Regions from separate parts of the Mus musculus genome. Here all the other regions are linked to region 1. Evidence: chromatin loops called from intact Hi-C (ENCODE). Cell type or tissue: left cerebral cortex. All regions are shown on one strand. Each heading gives the region's core, and the rest is flanking DNA. Links, peaks and the distances in the headings are about the cores only. Region 1 holds the start of Rpl37 (ribosomal protein L37). Region 2 holds the start of AW549877 (expressed sequence AW549877). Region 3 holds the start of Ttc33 (tetratricopeptide repeat domain 33).

Evidence for each region. Peaks named below come from ENCODE experiments on the same cell type or tissue, not always from the same donor. Only the 100,000 strongest peaks of a DNase experiment are listed, where the experiment ranks them.
Region 2: a loop joins it to region 1, with 6 times the contacts of the local background. A loop is called at or near these places in 7 of 42 quality-filtered maps.
Region 3: a loop joins it to region 1, with 5 times the contacts of the local background. A loop is called at or near these places in 13 of 42 quality-filtered maps.

What each region holds. Positions count from the first base shown.
Region 1 is chr15:5,113,600-5,119,812 of GRCm38, forward strand. Rpl37 (ribosomal protein L37) reads left to right here and starts at 3,014. Exons shown (of 4, transcript NM_026069.3): 1 at 3,014-3,085; 2 at 3,688-3,823; 3 at 4,020-4,104; 4 at 4,968-5,541. The coding sequence starts at 3,083. The coding sequence ends at 5,037. Snord72 (small nucleolar RNA, C/D box 72) reads left to right here and starts at 4,822; the gene lies at 4,822-4,881. It also overlaps a transcript of Card6 not described here. In left cerebral cortex, for the core only: CTCF peaks have their summits at 2,764 and 2,970; a DNase peak (open chromatin) is centred at 2,907; H3K4me3 peaks cover 2,011 bases; H3K27ac peaks cover 1,468 bases.
Region 2 is chr15:3,992,197-3,998,409 of GRCm38, forward strand. It overlaps AW549877 (expressed sequence AW549877), which reads right to left and starts at 3,550. Exons shown (of 6, transcript NM_145930.3): 1 at 3,419-3,550; 2 at 162-268. The coding sequence starts at 3,518. Gm2093 (predicted gene 2093) reads left to right here and starts at 3,843. Exons shown (of 3, transcript NR_045740.1): 1 at 3,843-3,888; 2 at 5,209-5,288. In left cerebral cortex, for the core only: no CTCF peak of the experiment used is centred there; DNase peaks (open chromatin) are centred at 2,596, 2,766, 3,688 and 4,874; H3K4me3 peaks cover 2,251 bases; H3K27ac peaks cover 2,134 bases.
Region 3 is chr15:5,182,464-5,188,676 of GRCm38, forward strand. It overlaps Ttc33 (tetratricopeptide repeat domain 33), which reads left to right and starts at 3,097. Exons shown (of 5, transcript NM_026213.3): 1 at 3,097-3,305. In left cerebral cortex, for the core only: a CTCF peak has its summit at 3,026; DNase peaks (open chromatin) are centred at 2,494, 2,687, 3,099, 3,976 and 1 more place; H3K4me3 peaks cover 2,206 bases; H3K27ac peaks cover 1,891 bases.

The DNA of each region.
Region 1 (6,213 bases), core at 1,483-3,982:
CTCCAGTAGACTCTCACTGGGTATATCAACACCACTTCAGGGCAGTCTTCGGGCCCAAGGGGACTTTTGATCTTTTCTTTGTTTTTGTTTTTCAAGACAGGGTTTCTCTGTATAGCCCTGGCTGTCCTAGAACTCACTTTGTAGACCAGGCTGGCCTTGAACTCAGAAATCCGACTGCCTCTGCTGGGATTAAAGGCGTGCGCCACCACGCTTTTATTTGTTTGTTTTGATTTTCATTTTTGTGGTTTTGTGGCAGGAGTTGGGGGTTGATAAGGGTTTTGTTTCTTTTTATGTTTGTTTTAAAAGAGAGAAAAAGAACATAAACTTGGATGGGTAGGGAGTTGGGGAGAATACAAGAGAAATCTGGAGGAGAAAAACAGGAAAGGAGGAGGGGGAGGGAGATAAGGGGAGGAGGGGGAGGGAGGGGAGAGGAGGGAGGGAAGAGAGAGAAGGGGAAGGGGGAGAAAAGAGGAAGGGAGGGAGGGGGAGGGAAGGGGAGGAGAAGGGAGAGAAGGGAGGGAAGAATAGGATATACAATTAACCTGGTCTCTATAGCTGCCAAAAAAGAAAAATTATAGAGAGTGTACTGGGCTAAAGAGTCTTCACCTGGGGCTGGAGAGATGGCTCAGTGGTTAAGAGCAGTGGCTGTTTCCAGAGGTCCTGAGTTCAATTCCCAGCAAGCACATGGTGGCTCACAACCATCTATAATGGGACTTGATGCCCTCTTCTGCTGTGTCTGAAGACAGCTACAGTGTACTCATAATACATAATAAATCTTAAAAAAAAAAAATCCTTTATCTGACATTGGGTGTGGTGGCACTCTCCTTTATCCCATGGCTCCAGAAGCCGAGGCAGAAGGACCTCTGTGAGCTCTCCACTAGCCCAGTCTTCATAGCTAGTTCCAGGCCAGCCAAGGAACAAAACAAAAATGGCCCACTCAGTTTCAGAAGCTGCCAAACTCGGTGCCGTACCTTAACACTACCTGCCAGCACCTGGGAGGCTGAGGCAGGAGGATCACTTGGCCTCAAGAGTTTGAGATCAGCCTGGGCAACACAAACCCTGTCTTAAAAATGTAAAGAACAGAAAAGAAAAAATAATGTCCCGCCGCTGTGGACACGCTCCCGCCGCCGCTGCGGACCTACCTAAACCTAGCAGTTGGGTAGAAGCCTGGAAACTTGAAGGGCTTCCTACAAGGCTCTGGAGCATAAATTTCAGGACAAAAACCGATGTGCGGATTTCCTGCACACCACAAAGAACAAACTCACTTTAGAGAGAAAAAATGATTTCACTGTCTGATAACTTCAGCTGTAGGCACGTCTTTGGATAAGGTCAGTGACATCCTGCCTCTGAGGGTGGGCTCCTTGGTGGTTTAACGCCCAGCCTACCCTTTCTTCACTAATGTCATTTTTCATAGTCAATGCTGTAGACACAACTCCATGACCCCATCCCAAAAGAGCTGTTTAGTACTCCAAGCGAGAGCATCCAGTGACGTGATAAATCCTGAGGTGGCAGAGAGCACTAAGGTTTCAGGTTAGTTAACCTTGAGATGGAGAAATTATCTAGGTGGGGTGAATGTAGTAACAAGCGGTCTTAAAAGTAGAAGAACACAGAAAACTGTACTACAACGTAAGGTAGGTTATTACTGGCCTGCAAGGTGAAAGACAGCAATTAAACAGCGACTGAGCAGAGCTACACCTCAGCACTACATTTCAATTTTAGTCAAACCAAGCCTCACTTGTGCTTCCCAGCAGAACTGTGAATGAGGCCGGCAGTGGTGGCGCTCGCCTTTAATCCCAGCACTTGGGAGGCAGAGGCCATACAATTTTAAGTGTGCGATACAATTTTGTTATCTGTAGGTACAGTAATGCAAGAGGACCCTAGAATTTATTTCCCATAACTGAAAGTTTACACCCGTTGACTAAATCTGTGTTGCTTCATGCTACTAAATTTATAGCAATTTGCCACCCAGTCTCCTAAGACTTATTTATAGTCCAGTTCAACCATTTGAATGCTTGTTTGCTTTCTCTCCCGTGTGCCCTATCTCCTCCCTCCTCTGATTTCAGTTTACTACTTCTGAGTGGAAAGGATTATACATTTTTCTTTCTACTCCCCTCCCCTAGAAGAAATTGGTACGATTTGCTAACAAAAAACAAAACAAAACAAAAAGCTTCCTTGGTGTTTGCTTTGTTCTGCTGTCCACTATCTTAAGATTTTTGAATGTGATAGACTAGCGATTCTCACATTTGTTTTAGAAAGTATGTAGATGGTATGACTGAGACTTTTCCCCAATTCATCAATGTTCGTACTATATTCTCCATGTTTCCTACTGGGATTGCGGACAGACAGTTGCATTAGCGCTAATCAAGGATGTCTAGGGTTACTTATTTCAAAATGATCTAGGAAAGTGTTTTATACAGTACAGACTTGCAAACTGTACTCAAGTCTAAAAGGGTCAGATTTCCTGGTGGCGGCGCGCTGGCTGGAAGCTGTTATTTAACAAGTTCCGCGTGTGATTCCTTGAGTGCGATCAAACAACTGGCCTCTGAATGACCACCGCGTGAAATCGAGTCGGCCCGAGTCAGAAGCTAACTAAGCTCCTACCCTCGCCGAGACACTTCGTGACTCCATCCTCTCACCAACTCTCCATACAGGCAAGCGAGCGGCCACATCAAAACGAACCTGGGAAGGCTGGCTTTCCCGGATCGGGATCCCAGTCCCAGCACTGCACAACCGCCAGGGGCGCCGCCACGCACTGGGTGTCTGACTCCCCTCGAGCCCCGGGACCGGAAACCAGACGGACTGCCAACACCGCAGCAGCCCCGACACCGCCAGAAACCCTCTCCAACCAGGAGGCGGGCCGCTGGGGAGGGCGGAGCCACAGCGCCAGGCACGCCCCCTACCGGTGTTGCAGCCCAATCGGCTCCCTGGCTCTCTCGCCCGGGAGACTACACCTCCGCACCCGAGGCCTGATAGGGCTGCACCAAGACCCGCCGGAAGTAGTTTCCTGGGCGGAAGCTTATCCACAGGAAGTGGCGGGGGTGCTTTCTCTTCCGGTCTCTTTGGCCTCGCCGGTAGAAGCAAGATGGTGAGTGTGGTTTCTGGGCTCTGTAAATCTCTCTCCATCCTTCTTCCTCGGGCTGTCCTGCCTGTTGCCCGGCGCGTCGGTGACAAGGTTGCGAGTGAGGGGAGCTGATGGGCGAGGAGACGGCGTGCTGTGGTCCGCAGGAACTGGAAGGATGGCTGCTGTGTGCAGAGCCCGGCCCACGGTCCTAGCGCCGCTGTGGGTCTCTCTGGGCTTTGGAGGAGACGTACGCACTGCAGCCCCGGGTGGGTGATCAGGACAGGCTTGGGGACATCTGTCCCCAGCCGCCGAGAAACCGGCTGCTTGGTGGGCAGTACCGCGACTGAGAGACGGGCAGAATGTTGTCCTTAACGCCTAAAGCCAAGGAGGCTTAGGTCCGCGCAGAGTAAGGCATTATAATGGTCGTGTGGATAGCCGGTAGTGCTTCCTACCTACCCTACCTGTGTGCTAAGATTTAAATCTTTACACCGTTTTGTCCCGTGTGGATCTTGTTTACGTCTCATCCATACTCATTGCTAAGAAAATGCCAGAGTACATTGAGAAGTCAGATTTCAGAGTTGCTTATATGTGGGGTTTTTTTTCCTGCTTTTTCTTTTAATGTGCAGACGAAGGGAACGTCATCCTTTGGTAAGCGTCGCAACAAGACGCACACGCTGTGCCGCCGCTGTGGCTCCAAGGCCTACCACCTTCAGAAGTCGACTTGTGGCAAGTGTGGCTACCCTGCCAAGCGCAAGAGGAAGTGTAAGTACTGTAATCCGCAGGCGGGCTTTTACCTTGACCTGAGGTAGCGATGTAATAGAAAACACATTTGGCACGCAACAACTTTGGAGGTTGGTTTGTTGGCTGAGTGGTTAAAACATAGTAATGACACTACTGAGAAAATGGGCTGACACTGGGTGCTTGGGAAAACCATTTGGAATCCTATTTTTTTTATTAGATAACTGGAGTGCCAAGGCTAAGAGACGAAACACTACCGGGACTGGTCGGATGAGGCACCTAAAGATTGTCTACCGCAGATTCAGGTACAGTTTTGGCTAAATGTCATTGGTCCTCCAGGGTAGGATGAAACTTTGCACTCTTACTGAAGGGTAGGAATGATACTGGGGTTTGGTGTGGGCCTGAGACGCCCACATTTGTCAAGACTATGAGTGGGATCTGGGGGGCAGCTTACTTGGATCTGCCTCCAGACTTTGCTCAAGTCTGCTAAGCTGTTCTGGGTGCCAGTCATAACATAGATGGGTATCTTTTTACTGGAGGCTAGGCCTTGATGTTCCTTAAAAGTACAGAATCCCCAGCCCCCCTCTTAGACTTTCCTGTGGGGTCTGTGCTTTGACAGGTGCTTTTGTGTTTGTCTCTGTTTTAAACTCAGTCCAGTTTTGTGAACTTGATGTGTAGTGGCTTGCTAGTGTTTGATAGGCTAGTGGCATGTTTTGAGCCTGATTAACCTTTATGTGCTTAGAATCACTCATCTTCCTATGTAGTATTGAGTAGAAATGAGTGCTACTTAACATTTAGACTTCTGAGTTGAGCAGCTTCAAGATCCTGTTAAGCTTGGTCAGTGTTTCCTGTTACTAAAGGAAAGGTGCCAGGACCTGTCCTTTATAGCTTAAGGAATAGCTTCATAAATACTTTAGTTCTTGTGGAAATAGGGAAAATGAGCCCAAAATTGTTGAGACAGTTAACTTTAATGTAATGTGGGTGTCTTGATTAGGGTAAACTAATAGCTTATCAATGATGTCCTAAAAAATAAATGTCTGAACATATGACTGCTATAATGATTTCAGCATTTAACTGAGATAAGCTCATTACGGTCTGCTTGATCAATTTGGAGGCAATGTTTGATATTGCTGCTTTAACTTTTTTTCTTATCTTTAACATGGCACAGACATGGATTCCGTGAGGGAACAACGCCGAAACCCAAGAGGGCAGCTGTCGCAGCATCCAGTTCTTCTTAAGGATTTCAATCAGTCATAAAATAAATGTTCTGCTTTCAAAAATTCTGTGGTGATCTAAGGTACTTTAACATCGGTTCAGAGTTCGGTTATATGATTGCTCTGGGATCCTACGCTTCTTCCTTCATAGTTCCTGTGGGTCCGAAGCTGGGAGGGGCTGGGTGGACTCTCGGGAAAGATACTCTGAGCCTGTCTCGGTCCCCATCGTGTTTGCTTGGCCCTGGGCATGGAAGTGGGTGAGTGATGAGCTGAACGAGCAGGCTTGCTAGAGATGAGGACAGTTACTGGTGTGGTTATATCACTACCATGCCTACAGTGTCTTAAGACGCTTACAGTCTGTAAGGGACTTAAATGATTTGAGCTCTTACTTATCCTGTAGTTTCTGATTTTTAACATTTACTTGAATAAAGCCAAGCAAGATAAGCCTTTATTCCCAGCACTTGGTGACAGGTGGATCTATGAGTTGGGGATCAGAGCTACACATTAAAACTCTTAATTCATCTTACTAGAACTCATAGTCCGTGTAGACTTAAGATTGGTGTGTGGTTTCCTTACTATGGCTGAATGTGTAATTTCTATCAAGGCTTAAATCAGACACTGAGGCAAGTGGGAATTAAGCTCTGGGTGTCCCGACTTGACAAACTCTAGAGATGGGAAAGATTAATACAACTCTGCAAGATAAGTGGGGCTTGAAAAAAAGCTTGTGTTAGGATTTGCAAGGTGACCTCAAGCTTGGTGGTGGCTGGAGCAGCTCGGGCCTTTAATTCCAGCACATGGGGTGCAGAGGCAAACTCAAAATCTTAAGTTTGAGGCCAGCCTGGTTTACAGAGTTAGTTGCAGACCTACAGAAAAATCCTGTCTTCAAAATCCTTTCTTAAGCTAATGCCTGTGGGAGAATTTGGGTGTTTGTGATGTCAGTTCTAGTATGTAATGGAGTTGAGAAAAATTACAGCCACAAAGCTAGGCAATAGACTGCTAAATTGAGGGTAGGGTGCAGATCTATTATTCGATACTCAGTGTGTCTAGAATTGTGACACCAACAAACATTGGGTATCCTCCATAGCACATGGAGTACGTGGAGTCCACTAGTCTCAGGTTGAACATGCCTGGCAATAAATTTTGAGCAGAGGAGTGGGTAGAGCTAACTTGAACCCTTGGCCCTGCTACTGGCTCAAGTGC
Region 2 (6,213 bases), core at 2,388-4,887, 1.1 Mb before region 1:
GCACACAAAATCAAGATGGAGAACAACTGAAGAAAACACCGAATTCCAACCTCTGACCTGCACATGAATACACACAAATGCCTAAGTACCCATGTCCACATGAACTCATGTGCACACATGCACACCCCCAATAGAACCAGACTTCACATTTGCTTTAGTACCTGTGTATATAGTTCCAAAAGATTGGATGGATTTGAACATTCTTTCTCTTCTCCACATAAAAGTTTCAATTTTTCTAGAGCTGCAGAGGCTCGAATTAAAAAGTGATCTGTAAGTGATAAAAACATGATTATTTTACATAAATTCAAACATTTTAAACAAGGAAAGCTATGCATCATAAATGATATAACAAAGCTATACTATGACAAGATAGTGATATCTTACTTCAAATACTAAGTATTACATAAATAAACCCAATCACAATGAAGTAAACTGATTCTCAAAAGCAAAGGTGTGAAAGCTTTTTAGATTGCTTGTTACTATTTCTCAAATCCAGACTACATTCTTTTTTATGAGACTTTATTTAGGAATTAAGTATATAGCCCACTTCTTTCTTGGGTGTGTATGTGTAGTGTCTATATATGTGTGTGCATATATAGTAAAGTAAAAACTGATATCAAGCTATCTTCCTCAATCATACACATTCTTGAACACAAGCTTGTGATTCTGTTAGCCTACATTGCACTTGCTCTGGGAGCACTGGGATTACAAGGGCACCACTAGGCCACCTGACATGCTTGCACCGGAAGTGCTTAACCTACTGAGCCATCTATGTAGTTCTTAGTCTATTCTTACAATGTTTCTTTTACAATGTTGATATACTCTAAAGTACTTACAATCTTACAGCTTTTACTGGAATAATACAAAATCTACAAGTTTGCAGAAAGAGTGTCTGTTGAATGCATGCAATTTTATAAATGTACTAGCTAAATTAACTAAAAGAAAAATTGATCAGATCAAATATTCATAAAATATCAGACTGTAAACAATTCTAAGTTATCATACTTGTATGTCTAGCTGGTATAACTACAATGCCAATTTAAAGGGTTATATCTTATTCCTTTAAAACGTCAAAATGAAGGACTACAGAGATCGCTCAGCAGTTGAGGGAACTGACTGGTCTTCTAGATGACCCAGGTCTAAATCGCAGAACCCACATGACAGTTCATAACTGTCTCTAAGTCCAAGATCTGATACCTTCACACAAAAATGCAGGCAGGTAAAACACCAATACACATAAAATTGAAATAAATTATTAAAAAAAAACTTTGAAACTGAACAAATTACCGCATTCCTTCAAAACCTATAGGAAAACAAACAGAAAACAAAAAACCCCAATACCTCCTGCATGTTTTCTTACCACAACTTAGCCAACTTTCCAAACTTTACCATCTTAACTCAACCATCTGTTTACTACAATATTTTCTTTATTTCTGATTTTGAGGGCCCCAAAGATACTGTCCACCCTTCTACTTCACTTAATGAAGTACATATCCATACCACAGTACAAGACACAAAGTCTTTAAGCATCTTTTCTGCACTACAGAAGCTTTCACAGGCATCCAGCAGTGGACAGACAATGTAGTATTTGGTGAACAGATAAGCTGCTCAGTGTTAGAATAAAATACCATCAGCTATGTCAGCAGGTAGTCACTTAGTGACCTTAAGCTTTAGAGGATTTTCTACTGCTATAAGATCGCTCTTAAGTTAGCAGTCTTCACATCTCTCCTTGGCCCAGAAGTACCACCCTACTACCCAGAAAACAAGATTCTACTGAGAACCAAAATGGTCCAGACCATCGGCCTCCCCACGTCCTGTACAAGCTATTTATATTTTTCCCGTTAACTTCTGAGATTACTGTAAATGCAAAGACTTGTGCTGAACTGCTGAAGTCGCTGCTGAAGAGGAGTGTCATAGTTATTATTATAGGTCAGGTGTGGTGGTGGCATATCTATCATTCTGGAAAAGTCCATAAAAATACATTCTTTCTACTAGAAATATTTAAAGTAAACTGAGAAGGTTCCTATAATCTTCAGAGAAGGTCCTTCTTATAAGTCTATGCAGGACAATATCATACTGTTAAGAATGAGAACTATATGGCCATAAATACAGAGCACTCTTAAGTGGAATGATGGTTAGCACTCTATTATCTAGTTTGAATAAAATTGAAACTAACGATACTGACAACTCAAGAAAAACATATGACTGTTAAGCTAAGGGACCAATTTCCGATGTCTATTGATTTTGATGTATGAAAAAGGGCCAAGTATAATTCAAATACATATAATCTGGTGTTAAGTAAGCCCTGTTAGTAATTCTCCAGTAAGATTAACGTCAATGTTGCCTAGTAGATTGTAAAGCAGATAGCTACAGTTATGATTTTAGTAAATTTTCAGATGTATAAACAAAGCCTCCAAACAAGGCCATGGAACACTGAACCTCCTTTCCAGGCCTCCTTTCACAATGGATCATAGAATTCTTTCATAAGAAAATATGAATTACTGTTAGGCTCAGTAATAAGTAAGTAAGACTACCTGAGCTCTGGCTGACACATGACCCAGGGAGGTAACAGTGACTACAAATTCTATGTTCCGCTTGCCACAAACCAAAAGATAAAAAGCCTCAGTGTGGTCATATGTGCTTCATTTAATTATAGAACTGATTCCGTAAATACACCAACTAGTCAATCACCTGGGAGAAATGTTTCATTTCGGTCATCGTATGACTCTAATCACAAGAATTTTAAAGCTCATGGATGGTAAAGGCTCAACATTCAAAAAACAAAAAAAGATTACTGTCGAACCAATTGGCAACTGAGAATTTATAAAAAGCAAACCGAGTCTGATGTCAAAAGAATGACGTATTTCCTAACCTATTTTCCCTTCTAAGAAAATACCTAAGGACTAAAATGGGGCGGGGGGGGGAGCATTAAAATTACACCATAACTGTGTACAATATGTATTTACAGCTGAATTTTGAATTGAAAACAAAGTGGAAATTTACAAGGCAGTAATGAAAAAGTGAACTGTCATGCATGTCTCTCTGAATGCAAAAAAAAAAAAAAAAAAAAAAAAAAAAAAAACAACAAAAAAACATACTGTTCATTTTCTGGGCAGTATGAACATTCCGGAGAAAGTCCGTGTGTACTTTTATTTAAAGTCTACCCTTCTCGCAGATTCGACACCACACATCTGGTCGGATGTAAACAAAAAGGATTTCAAGGAACGTAGAAAACGCTGCATGGGTAACAGGACATCTGAGGAGAGGGCAGATGACTGCCCAATGGGGACCAAGCTCAGCAGTGCCAGCACCAGGGACCCCGCCTCGGACCGAAGGCCGCGCCTTCTGGCCACCGAGCGCAGCGGTCCCCTCGCATCTCACCACCGTCCGCCCACTTCCCTCTGCGGCGCTCCCTCACCGTCTTCCCCCGCGGCTTCGCTAAGGTGCTGTATGTGAGCCTGAGCCAGGTCCCCGAGCTCTTCCACCCGCCTCACCACACCGGACACCGCGGCCGCCATGGCCAGCTCGGGCGCGCCCGCCCTGTCCACGTGACCACGTGAGCCCCAGATCACCTGACGGCCTGGCTGGCGGAGTGGGGGCGGAGCCCGCCCAGCCGGTGGGCGGAGACATAGGCTCCGGGCTACGACCGCCCCGGCCCGCAAAGGTCGTTCCGGGTATTTAGTTCCTCCCAGTGGCCCTCTCCCTCCCACAATCCCGTGCTGCGAGGGGCCAGTCGATGATGTAAGGGCACACCTCTCTCCCGCCTTCTAATTTCAACCAATCGGAAGCCGACCATGCCCCGAGCTGAGCCAATAGGACATCGACTCTCTCCGCGGGTGCAGGGAGATTGCAGCCGCAGCAGCTGGCTGGAAGAGGGCGGTTTGGAAGGTCTGGAAAGAGGATTTGCAGCGGTTGGCGCTGTAGTGAAGGAGGTGGACTAAAATAAAACTTGATTGTAATGGTGGGGGCGGGGGGTGGTGGGGGAAGGTCAGAAACGGAAGTCTGCGGACGGGTGAGATTCATCCAAGCTGCGAGACCTAGTGTGAGGGCAGACAACTTGGCAGTCCTCAGCCTGCTAGCTGGCATAACGCTTTCCCCGAATCTTCACCCTGGAGCTTGTTTTTACTCCGGATTGATCTTGGCTAGCTCACACTTAAAGTACCTTAAATGTCTTGCGACCTAAACGTGGCAGCGACCTCACTGTCTTAGTTCACCTTGAGACCTTCCTGACAAGTGTTAAGTGTTCTTCCGGGTCTTAATCAGCACTCAAGTGGTCAAATTGCTTTGCATTCCATGAATGCTAATTCTTGCCTATGGCCACGGAAATCTAATGCTGTTTTGGCTTTTTGTTTGTTCGTTTGTTTCCCCCGGTTTGGCACAATATATTTTGAATAACTCTACCCTTCATCTTAATTTTAAGGTTTTTGTTGTAGCCTGGTAGAAAATATTTAAACTATGAAAATAGTAATGTGATCGTTTAAGAGTGACTAACCACAGTCACTTTTCTGCAAGTGGCCATGATGACCAGTTTTTTTCTCCTGTCATTTTACTCTAAATGCACAGAGCAAAAAACACGTGCTCTGTGTCTTCGGTACTTGTGTAATGCCCTTACGTACTTGGGAAAATGGTTTTTAATAGAAAACAATAATCAACAACAAATCCTTATGATACTTTATAATGAAGAATCTGAAGGCCAGAAAAATTGCATTCTATAATCAAGGTGAACTACAGAATTCAAACTCTTATGCTAGAGTGTTGACTTACTCTGTAATCCCAGAACTTGAGAAGCTAAGGCTGGAGGGGATGCTGGCAGTTCTAGAGCAGCCAGTACATACTGAGACCCAGTTTACAAACAAGCAAGCATCCCACAGAAATTAAGGACCCATATTCTAACATGCCAAACTGCACTAAATAACATTTCCAGGCACAAGCTGGAGAGATCATTGCTGGCAACCACATGGCCACTCCCAACTGTCTAGGCCTCCAGCTCCAGGGCATCTGATGCCTCTTTAGATCTCCATGGGCATTGTATACGGACATATATATGCAGGCAAAATGCACATAAAGAAAAAAATTACAATCATGATGATGCATCAAACTACAGTATTCTATATGGAAAGTCTTAACACTGGGAATTATTGTTCAACTGATATTTTGGTGTGTTCATTTTCAGAGAGAGAGTTGGAAATCTAGTCTTTTTTTTTTCAGATAAGGAGGAGAAGGATGAGACTGTTAACCTCCAAACTAAAGAATACATGATTCTGTGGTTTATTCAAGATCTTAACAAAGTAAGTTCTCATAGAAAGCTGGTTTCATCACAGAGAGACACCGGCAACAACCAGACCTTAGTAATTCACAAGGAAGTATTGAAACACAGAACCCTTGTACTAGAAAAAAAAATGCATTTCCCCTCCAAGTTATAGTTAGTTCTTTTTACTTTAGGAAATGCACATGAATAGAACAAATAAAAGATAAAAGCCATATTTTAAATCTCAGATGATTAGAATGTGCCAAAAATATGAAAGAAGCAAATTGATCACATTCGAACTACCTCCCTTTCCCTAACATACAAAATTTAGCTATATATCCAGCAAAGGAGAAATAAAATCATGTAGATTTTTACGAAAGATTTAAAGTTTTTAAATTTAAATATTTTTAAACAGAAATCTTGCTTGTCTCTGAACTACCAGTTCTGTTACTAATACCAATGGTTTGTAACATTGTTTTGGAAACTTCTCTCACTACCTTTGTTTGGGGTGGCGACAGACTTATTTTCTCATATAAGTGAACCAAATGACTAACAGTGATGTGTATGTGTGAATGTAATTACTTGCCACAGAAGGCTTCTATATACTAGGACCATTACATATTTATTTGGCTATGCATTCTGATTGTTGCCACTGCAACTACAACAGTAAATGCCTCTGCCATAACCCCTGCCCTCTCACAGTTTATCTAGTAAAGCAGTGTAGAGATAATAACAATACACAGCGAATTCAAAATTTTAGAATTATGGGAGGCACTAGGAAGGAAAATTAAAGAAGTAATATTTGATGTGAGATACTGAAGAAGAGGCTCCTCAAGAAATGATAGTGGCACCTAAATGATGGTAAAATTGGCCAATGGAGAGTAATAGTTGCTCAGCCAGAAGCCAATCAAGAGAGAGAAAACACATGATGTCCAGCATAGTGCTAAACACCTCAAGGTCCAGAC
Region 3 (6,213 bases), core at 1,818-4,317, 69 kb after region 1:
CATGACAGATGTCACCAGGACAGCAAGATACAGGTCCTGCGCCAACCATCTTATTAGGGATGGATGGAGATAGATATAGACACTAAAGTACAAACATGTAAGGATGGACTGAGTTGTTGGGAATGTGACCACGTGAACCTCCATCCAGACTGAGGAACAGTGCATCCACCAGACTGTCTATTACGATTAATATGAGCGTGAGGTGCCACAGGCCAACTCTGACATGGAAAGACCTTCACAGAGCTGTGAGCACCAAGAGCAGGAAACACTGAAGTTCTTTTATAGGCTGACTACCACAGTAATACATTGGTTATAGTGAATATACCAACTTACTTGACAACATTAATGAATATAATCAAATTATAAATAAAAATTGTATCTGAAGTTACCATTGATCTCAAAGTCTAGACACACTGGGAAGCTGTCAAGATTATTATATAAGGAGTACAGTTTTGTCATTGGAACAGACATTGTCAACTTTTTAAGTGAGAAAATTTGTGTGTGTATGTGTGTTTGCATGTCATAGCACATGTACGGAGCCCAGATGACAACTGTCTTTCCAACGAGTACGCTCTGCAGACATAACTCATGTCACAAGGCTGAGCAGCAAGCATCCTTACTTGCTGAGCCATTTCACAAGCCCCTTGCTTTATTCATTTCAAGAAAAGGTCAAAGACCTAAATATGAATATAATCAGTTTGTCAGCGGTTAAAAAAAAAAAACAAAAAACAGTTGTGTTCCACAAGATAGTGGAACTTTATAATAGCCTTAAAGAACTGGGTTTATTGGGTCTGGAGAGATGGCACTGACTGCTCTTCCGGAGGCCCTGAGTTCAATTCCCAGCAACCACTTGGTAGCATACAGCCATTTGTAAAGGGATCTGATGCTCTTTTCTGGTGTGTCTGAAGACAGCTACAGTGTACTCACAGAGAGAGAGAGAGAGAGAGAGAGAGAGAAAATAATTGATTTGATTCTTATGTATGTGCAGCCACTTGCAGAGGCCAGAACGTGGGGTTGGAAACTCCCAGAGCTGTAATTACACAGAGGCTGTGAGCTGCCAGATGCTGGTGTTGGGAACTGAACTTTGGTCCTCTGGAAGAGCAGGAGCCAGTGCACTTAACTTCTGGACTCTCTGTCCAGCCCTCATGGTGGAATCTTCACTCGCTTTTGAGAGGCATCACACTTCCGTAGCAGTAAAAGCACTTGGTATCATAGAAATATGAATGCCATCGTTTAGAAATGCCCTTGACGAAGCAGTGATACTTGGCTTATTAAAGTGAGTCTGGAAATTGGGACTCTTGCTAGGTGACATAGCTAGGTCTCATCTCAGGAGAAACTTGTGTTCCAGAGTTTCACTGTAACGGCGTGACAGAGGACTCTATCACTACCATTAGAGTTTGCATCATTACCTCAAATCCACGTAGCTGCTCTATCACTGTGGCGTTTTAACAGCCAGCACCAATGTTTACTTTTGTGAAAAATGGCAATATGTACGAGTTCTGGGTACGGAAGGGCCTTTGACACTTGGTATCTGTGGGTGTCAGAAGAGGGCAGCAGTTCCCCTGTAACTGGAGTCACAGATGTTTTGAGTCTCTCTGTTGAGTGTTGGACCTGAACCCAGGTCCTCTACAAGAGCAGTAAGCCATCGCTGGGGCCAGCATCAGTGATTTTAATGCCAGCGTTGGGTAAGAGTGTCCCTTCAGGGACTATTTGACATTTTGGAGAGAAAGAAGTTAGTAGTCCTTTTGGTAATGTATGTGTGTGTGGGGGGGGTGGGGATGGGGATGGGGGTGGGAGGTGGGGAGGGGAGTATTACTAATGGTATCTCAGAATCCTACCATGTTTCTGTTTGGTTTCAGACCCAGGAACAAACAACTTAGGTGTATATTTTACATACCAAAGCAGACCTGGCCTCCTGGTTCTCCCAGCATCCCTCAGTCCCTAGTATAACTGGCCCCCAATCCTGAATTTTCAGCACAGGGCCTGGACTCCCTTCCCCCAGAGGATCTTTGCTATATAATCCATTTTGTTTTCTCCCTCCCCATCTCCCCTGCCCCCTTGTCTTAGCCTGAGGGCTCTCTTTCTCTTCCTCTTCTCTCCCTTTTCTGGCCTCCTTCCTTGGGGCCAGTGAACTCACCTGCCCGAGAGCAGCTTCTTAATAAACCTGCAGTTGTATATATTTTAATCTGGCTTGAATTGGCTCATTTTACCAGTGGAGAAATAACTTATCAGTTTACCTCAACAAATAACTAGCCAGTAAGACATGCGGTGGCGCGTTGAAAAAGCGTGGTCTCCATAAATCGATCTTGGCTTTGTGTAGCACAGCTATGTGGATAAACTTAAGGAGTTTTCAATTCCCTCAGTGTGCCCCATTGTTAACATCAGCCTGCTAATTTACTTGTAAGAAGTGACAGGTGCTACTTTCAGGCTCTGCTGTGGATTCTCACAGGAAGCTTGCAGTTCAGCCCAATCCTCCCTGATCGGCTCTTACTTAAGGTTTCTGTTGCTGGGATAAAACACCATGACCAAAGTCATCTCGGGGCGGAAAGGGGTTATATCAGCGTCTAGTTTCACATTATAGAAGGAAATCAAGGTAGAAACTCAAGCAGGGCAGTAATTGGTCCTTTTTAAGGCTTGTTCAGTTAGCTTCCCCTTGGGCCAGACCACCTGCCAAGGGTGTGGCACTGCCTGTAATGGGTTGGGTCCTCCCACATCAATCATTCATCAAGACAATGCCCGCATAGATTTCCCTACAGGCATTTTCTCAGTTAAGATTCCCTGTTTTATAGCTAAGTATATGTTTGTGTCAAGTTGACACAAACAAGCCAGCACCCTTTGCACTTATTTCAGCTCAGTCTCCGCCCCCCCCCCCCCCCCCCCCCTTCTGCATCTCACAGACCCTTCAGCGGCTAGGCCGGTCAGACTAGGCGGTAAGCCATTTATTTACCTGAGGACTGTGTGTATTGCAAAGCACAACCTCAAACACGGGAGTCCATTCCCGGCTGCAGTTAGAGGGCGCTTCGTCTGGTGTCTTTATTACAAATCCCATAGTCCCTAGGGCGCCGCAGTGACTTCTGGGATTAGTGGTCCTGCAGAAGGGCGCTGGCGGGTAAGAAAGTCTTCTTTTCTTCTGTCCGCCTTGCTGGACTTTAGAACGTCCCAGGATGATTTCATGCTTTTTTTTTAAAATAAAGAATCGGGAAGCACAGGCAGGCAAGGCAGATTAGAATCCCGGCAGAATAGTTTCCGTTTCCGGTGCCAAAGGGCACGTGGAATGTAAACACGGCACCACAGAGTGTTTTCAGGTAACTGGCTGCGGGTAGGCGGTAGACAGGGCTGAGGGTTGCTGCGTGCGGGAGGGAGGGCCGAGGGTGGCCCGGTGAGGTCCACAGAGCCCTGGGGCGTGCCTCCGACCTGGGCACGGGGCGCGGGGCGCGGTGGCAGGGTTCTGGGTGCCGGCCCGGCCGCCCGAGGAGCTGCTATGGCCGGAGCTCATTTTTATTGCAGCCGAGGCAGGGGCCAGTTTTGAATCCTGTGTTCTCCTCGGGTAGCATTTTAAGGGAATCCGTTTCTCTCGTTCTTCACCTGCGGATTCATCTCTCCTGTTCGGAGGGTGGTTGTTGTGATTCTCTACCTCCGGCCGGTGTTTTTCCATCTTGGGTGGCCGCATCCTCTCACGCAGTCAGTTCAGGAGGACGTTTTTAACTCTGTGGCAAGCACCCAGCTTATTTATGGCCCGGTAAAGGGTCAAGTCGAGCGGTTGCGGTGGAGAGCATCGTACATGTTTAGAATCTTAATGCCACTCATCGTTCTGTAGAGCACGTAGACTTTTAACTCCAGATGAGAGTTAGCACGAAACCTTTACAGTTGTGATTTACCCACTTGATCTGTTATCGGGTTGGAAAGAAGCTTGGTGCCTTATCCATCCAGGTACAGATCAAGCAAAGCTCCTTCTGTACGCGGTTTTTAGTGAGTACTAATTACAAGCACAGCCTAGAGGCACAAGAAGCTCATAGCGTAAGATGAAAACAGTTTAGTTGAGATGTAAGTGGCGTGTTATACAACTCCTCCTAATAGAGTCTATGACTCAGTAACCGTTATTGCTGTTCACAAAATCGTGCCATTATACCAATTGATGTTAGGACATTTTAATCACCGAGAAGGGGAGTCCCGAATCATTAATTGACTATTGTCTGTATTTTCTCCCCAGTAGCATTTCAGATCCCGGATCAGATCAGAGCATTACATTTTCCTTGGGGAAGATGTTCACACATGCCAGGAGTCTTCCCTCTTTTAAGCCTGGCCAGCTTCTATTCTCTAAAGCTCACTTTCATGCAGACACTAGTGTGCGTTTGTCTGACAGGTCATTGGATCACGCTTGATAGCACTTACCGGTATTGTAATTGAGTTCAGTCTCCTTGTCCACAGGCAGTTTGGGAGAAAATATAAACTTGGTATTATAAACTGGTAACACATTCCTGCTTTTTCACTTTAGTAGGCCCTTGATACCGCTTGCTGTTTCTTCATTATTAAGTCGTTTCTAATCTCCACAAGGACTTGTTAGATTTTTTTTTTCATCTTTCTCAGATGCATACATTTATTTATTTTTTTCCTTTATATTGAGTAGATGGCTATAACCTACTTTTCCTACTAATGTGAAATTTGGGAACATGAAATCCCTAGTTTTGTTTGGACTCTGCTCAGAAACTTTAGAAATGTGGAGGACAAGGACACAAGCTTCAGAGGGCAGCCGTGTGAGGCAGAGAGCTACCCTCTGAGACTTAACCCTTCCTTATGTGCCCTCAGCACTTAGCGCCCCCCCCCCCCCCCCTTAGCTTGGGAGGTGGGGATCTCAGTGGTTTGTTGACTTTCGTTTTCTCATTGTTCTCAGCTCATCCTTTCACCATGACTGGCAGATGTTTCCAGTGATTTAAAATGAACTTGCCTTCAGTAAGCAAAACAGGTTTTCTGTTTTTAATAGATCTGCTACACTGTCTGATGCCTCACGTTAGTCATGTAGAATGCAAGTCCCACATTCTCACTGCCTTTAGGGACATAAGTACAAGAGAGCTGCCACCTCTTCTTTCCTCTTCTTCCTCCTCCTCTTGTATCCTAGTATCCTTTGAAGGCATTCTGAGCATCCATTTTCCTAGACTGTCTTCACTCTATGCCTCTGGATTTGTGATCCATAGTAGCCATACTTTCATTTTACCTCCTTGTTTTCCCCTGGGATGATGGAGATATATATATATATATATATATATATATATATATATATATATATATACACCCCACACACATATATGTATAAATACATCCATATATACGTATACACACATATAAATGTATATATATGTTTACACACACACATACACACATATGTATATGTATATAGTAATTTTTCAGACAGAGGAAATACATTTCCTCGTGTTACGATGAGGCCAAGGAGGAAGCTTCCATAGCCCTCATTCTGTAGCACAATTTATACTCTATTTTGTACCCAGGATTTCCCAAAACTCACTGCTCTCTGGAGAGCACATGGTTCGCCTACATTAGCCTGTGATTGAGACTTTGTGATTGCTGTGATCTGTTACATTTTCTCTTGTTTAGTGACAGGCCTGTGACCTATAATTACTCAACTATGGTAGGACCTTGGGGTTGTCTGTGGGAGGGACTGATAGCCACCCTCACATGTTGCTGTTCTCTTCCTGGAACTTGTACTCAGCTGCAGCCATGTGCATCAGTGATGAACTTGGTGGTGCATGACACTGCTGTCTTCCCTACTTCCTCCTTCTCATAATGCCTGTTGTCGGATGATTTCAAAAAGACCTGAGCTCATTGCTTTCTCTTCAGGGTTACAGATTCCTTTAAGAACAGATAAAACCTTACATGCTCCTGAATGCACACAGCATCTAAGATATTATACCTAATTGTAGGGATTCTCATGTATCTTAAAGCCCAGCTGTGTAGTTCATGAATAACTGGGTTTCTTAGTCTTATTGCTAAGTACTACTGAAGACTTCCAGTGTCCGCCTTGTTCTATCGGCTACTCTTCCTTTTCCTTAACGTTCACCTATCACACTAGGCCCACAAAGCCATTTTATGGTTTTTTTTTTTTTTTTGACTTTCTTAATAGTTGTGTTGAGTCATTAAGTATTTAAACCTCCTACAACTCTCCTGTAGTCAGGGGCAGTGGCACACACTTGTAATTTT